Linked DNA regions of Homo sapiens: region 2 is linked to region 1. Evidence: read pairs that join two places in POLR2A ChIA-PET (ENCODE). Cell type or tissue: OCI-LY7. All regions are shown on one strand.

The links. ChIA-PET counts read pairs that join two places held together with the same protein. Peaks named below come from ENCODE experiments on the same cell type or tissue, not always from the same donor. Only the 100,000 strongest peaks of a DNase experiment are listed, where the experiment ranks them.
Region 2: POLR2A ChIA-PET joins it to region 1 with 6 read pairs; 3 of 35 experiments call an interaction of 5 or more read pairs at or near these places.

The regions. Positions count from the first base shown.
Region 1 is chr12:121,926,355-121,928,854 of GRCh38, forward strand. The region is part of intron 3 of CFAP251 (cilia and flagella associated protein 251); the gene reads left to right. Among named protein-coding and RNA genes, the nearest start is that of CFAP251, 9.0 kb to the left of the region's middle. RefSeq lists a silencer at 1,026-1,145. In OCI-LY7, no CTCF peak of the experiment used is centred here; DNase peaks (open chromatin) are centred at 977 and 1,277; H3K4me3 peaks cover 852 bases; H3K27ac peaks cover 1,656 bases.
Region 2 is chr12:121,691,707-121,694,206 of GRCh38, forward strand. No RefSeq gene overlaps it. Among named protein-coding and RNA genes, the nearest start is that of TMEM120B, 20 kb to the right of the region's middle. In OCI-LY7, no CTCF peak of the experiment used is centred here; no DNase peak of the experiment used is centred here.

The DNA.
Region 1 (2,500 bases):
CTCACTCTATCACCCAGACTGGAGTGCAGTGGTGCGATCATGGTTCACTGCAACCTCCGTCTCCTGGGTTCAATGGATCTTCCCACCTCAGCCTCCCCAGTATCTGGGACTACAGGTGTGTATCACCACACCCAGCTAATTTTAAAAATCTTTTTTAGAGATGGGGTCTCACTATGTCTCTCAGGCTGGCCTTGAACTCCTAAGCTCAAGCAATCCTCCCGCCTCGGCCTCCCAAAGTGTTGAGATTATAGGTGTGAGCTACCGTACCCGGCCTCAATTTTTTCTTTTTGTTAAAACTATTCAGTGTTGGCCGGGCGCGGTGGCTCACACCTGTAATCCCAGCACTTTGGGAGCCCAAGGTGGGTGGATCACCTGAGGTCAGGAGTTCAAGACCAGCCTGATCAACATGGTGAAACCCCTCTCCACTAAAAATACAAAATCAGCCGGGCGTGGTGGTGCATGCCTGTAATCCCAGCTACTTAGGAGACTGAGCCAGGAGAATCGCTTGAACCCAGGAAGGCAGAAGTTGCAGTGAGCCAAGATTGCGCCATTGCACTTCAGCCTGGGTAATAGAGTGAGACTCTGTTTCAAACAAACAAACAAACAAAAACTATTCAGGATTATTTGTAAAAAATTCAGACAACTTATACATGTTTGAAGGCAAAGATTCTTCTTCCTACACACACCCCCACCCAATCTCATTTCCCTATGTAATTCCTGCCACAGTTGGCTGTGACTGCTCCTCTCCTGACCTTGTTCTGTGCATGTACAACATGTTATCTGTGTGCCCATGCCTGTGCACATGGCTCACATTTAGTTTTTGTGTTGTTTAGGTTTTTTTTTTTTTTTACCGGTGAGATAATCCTGCATTTCTACAAAATGTTTTTCCACTTAATATGTCTTGGAAGGTTTCTTGTATCAGTGCATGTATCTCTACTTCCTCTTTTTGTTTTTCTTTTTTTGAGATGGAGTCTCACTCTCACCCAGGCTGGAGTGCAGTGGTGCTATCTTGGCTCTCTGCAACCTCTGCCTCCCTGGGTTCAAGTGATTCTCCTGCCTCAGCCTCTCATGTAGCTGGGATTATAGGCACGCACCACCATACCCAGCTAACTTTTGTATTTTTGTAGACACAGGGTTTCGCCATGTAGGCCAGGCTGGTCTCGAGCTCCTGACCTCAGGTGATCCACCCACCTCAGCCTCCCAAAGTGTTGGAATTTCAGGCATGAGCCACCGTGCCCAGCCCACTTCCTCTTTTTAAATGTAACTGTTCCCCTTTCTGTGGCCATTTAGGTTGCTTCTAATTTCTTGCTGTCACACAAGGTCCTACAGTGAACGTGCTCCTCCATCTCTCCTGTGTCCACAGCATCCTCCTTTTCCTTTGGGGTCCTCTCCTTAGTGCTAAGGCCTGTACTAGCTCCCATTGTTCACGGTAAATAGACATGACTGTGGATCCCACCTCCAGCTAGGAAACAAGGCAATCATGTATTTATGAGCAGGAATCTTATGAATATCAAATACAATGAAATCTGGTTTTGACAGCAAAGTTTTATTTTCCAGATTAATATGTTTTAGAAAAAGATTGATGTAAGCAGTGGCTATCTCCATAATCATCTGTCATGCATGTTAAAACTTCTGCAAAACACGATGATTAATACTATTTGATTTCCACAATTGTGAACGCTGCTCGAGTGGGGTTGTTCTGTTACCACTAAGTGAAGTCAGCCTCGTGGTGACCCGGGAAGAGCTGTTGTGGCTGAAGACAGGAGTCCTTTTAGGAATGCTTTCTTTTTGTCACTAATTTGTTAAATGGCAAAATAAATTTCCAGGAAGATGATCCTTTTAGGATTAGCAAGTTTCCAAAAGAACAATTTCATTTGAATAAATCAGCTTTTAAGAAACAGCCAAATATTAAATAATTCTGTTCCTAGAAGTTGCAGCTTGAGACAATTATGATTCCATAATTCTACCACTCACACCCACACAATAAGAGATCTAAATATAAATATAAATTATAGGGAATGAGCAGATGGAAACAGGAGAGGATGGGGAATTAAGAATGTAGGAGAGAGAAATTGGCCACATTACCTGCTATGTCTGTCTTGGGGAGAAACAATTTAATTTTATAAGTATTGTTCAAAGATAAGAAAGGAAACTTACCAGATTTTGTTTCTATATGCCAATTTAATTCACTGATTCTTAGCAACGCAACGCATCACTTTCAGCACTCTACTGCATTTGATTACTTGACCCTAGATAATTTTATGTATATGTGTATATATATACGTATATATATATATATATACGTATATATATACGTATATATATATATATATACGTATATATATATATATTTTTTTTTTGAGACAGGGTCTTGCTCTGTTGCTCAGGCTGCAGTGCAGCATGACGATCTCGGCTCACAGCAACCTCCACCTCCTAGGCTCAGTCAATCCTCCTGCTTCAGCCTCCTGAGTAGATGGGATTACAGGTGCACACCACCATG
Region 2 (2,500 bases), 230 kb before region 1:
TCTCGCTCTGTTGCCCAGGCTGGAGTGCAGTGGCACGATCTCGGCTCACTGCAACCTCTGCCTCCTGAGTTCAAGCGATTCTCCTGCCTCAGCCTCCCAAGTAGCTGGGACTACAGGCGCCACCATCACGCCTGGTTAATTTTTTGTATTTTTAGTAGAGACAAGGTTTCACTATGTTGGCCAGGCTGTTCTTGAACTCCTGACCTCAGGTGATCTGCCCGCTTCAGCCTTCTAAAGTACTGAGATTACAGGTGTGAGCCATCATGCCCGGCGTTTTTTTTTTTTCAGTCTCACTCTGTTGCCCAGGCTGCAGTGCAGTGGCACGATCTCGGCTCACTACAACCTCCGCCTCCTGGGTTCAAGCAATTCTCCTGCCTTAGCTTCCCAAGTAGCTGGGATTACAGGCGCCCACCACCACACCCGGCTAATTTTTGTATTTTTAGTAGAGACAGGGTTTCACCATGTTGGCCAGGCTGGTCTTGAACTCCTGACCTTAAGTGATCCATCCGCTTCATCCTCCCAAAGGCATGAGCCGTCCTGTCCGGCCATGATATATTCGTTTTTTGTTTTGTTTTTGTTTTTTTTTTTTGAAACGGAGTTTCACTCTTGTTGCCCAGGCTAGAGTGCAGTGGCACAATCTCCGCTCACTGCAACCTCCGCCTCCTGGGTTCAAGTGATTCTCCTGCCTCAACCTCCCAAGTAGCTGGGATTACAGGAGCCCACCACTATGCCTGGCTAATTTTTTTGTATTTTTAGTAAAAACGGGGTTTTACCATGTTGGCCAGGCTGGTCTCAAACTCCTGACCTCAGGTGATCCTCCCGCCTCAGCCTCCCAAAGTGCTGGGATTACAGGCATGAGCCACTGCACCCCGCCATATTAGTTTTTTTTGTTGTTGTTGTTGTTTTTAAGACACAGGCTCTTGCTATGTTGTCCAGGCTGGCCTCAAACTCCTGGGCTGAAGCTGTCCTCCTGCCTCAGCCTCCAGAGTGGCTGAGATGACAAAGATGCATGCACCAGGGCACACTTATCATGTAAATTATTTGGGGTGGATCATGCCAGTTCCTAAATCAAATAATTAACTGGTTTTCCTTAATCTAGAGACAGTAACAAATAATGTGGATCTCATTCATCACTCAAGATGTTAGGCGCTATGGCTGGGTTCTGTGGCTCACGCCTGTCATCCCAGTGCTTTGGGAGGCTGAGGTGGGAGGATGGCTTGAACCCAGGAGGCCAAGGCTGCAGTGAGCCATGATGGTGCCACTGCACTACAGCCTGGGCAACAGAGCAAGACCCTGTCTTTCTTTCTTTTCTTTCTTTCTTTTTTTTTTTTTTTTTTTGAGACAGAGTTTTGGTCTGTCACCCAGGCTGGAGTACAGTGGTCTGATCTTGGCTCACTGCAGCCTCCACCTCGTGGGTTCAAGTGATTCTGCTGCCTCAGCCTCCCAAGTAGCTGGGACCACAAGCGCGTGCCACCACGCCTGGTTAATTTTTTTGTTGTATTTTTTGTAGAGATGGAGTTACACCATGTTGGCTGGGCAGATGTCAAACTCAAGTGACCTCAAGTGATTTGCCTGCCTTGGCCTCCCAAAGTGCTGGGATTACAGGCAAGAGCCATGGCGCCCAGCCATATCTCACCTCCTAAAATAAAACAAAATCAACCAGGCAGGATGGCACACACTTGTAGTTCAGCTCCTCAGGAGGCTGCATTGAAAGGATTGCTTGAGCTCGGGAGATCAAGGCTGCTCTGAGCTGTGATTATGCCGTGGCACTCTAGACAGGGCAACAGAAAAAAAAAAAAAAAGAATGTCACAGCAGCGAAATGAATGAATTATAGTCACATGTAACAATGGCTGAGTCTAATATGGAGCTATAATACCAACTACAGGAAGACAGATAGACATGTATATATATATGTGTGTGTGTGTGTGTGTGTGTGTATAATTTATATTAATAATTATGTTCAGCCAGGTGCTGTGGCTCACGCCTATAATCTCAGCACTTTGGAAGGCTGAGGCGGGCAGATCATCTGAGGTCAGGAGTTCGAGACCAGCCTGGTCAACATGGTGAAACCCTGTCTCTACTAAAAATACAAAAATTGGCGTGGTGGCATGCGCTTGTAATTCCAGCTACTCAGGAGGCTGAGGCAGGAGAATCACTTGAACCCAGGAGGTGGAGGTTGCAGTGAACTGAGATGGCACCATTGCACTCCAGCCTAGGCAACAGAGCAAGACTCCATCTCAAAAAATAAATAAATAAATAAATAAAAATAATTATGTTCATACATAACTTTAAAAATAAAAGATCCAAACCAGGAAAAATAAATATAAGTGGTAAAACTACAAAGAAAAGCAACTAAATTACCAGAAAAGCAAGGCTGTGGTTACGTCTGGGGGAAAGAAGGAGGCCAAGGCTGAGAGTCTGCATGTTCCAGGATTCTGGGCTCTGGCAGTGATTAATTTCATGACCTGGGTGGTATGTACCTAGGTGTTCAGCTTACTA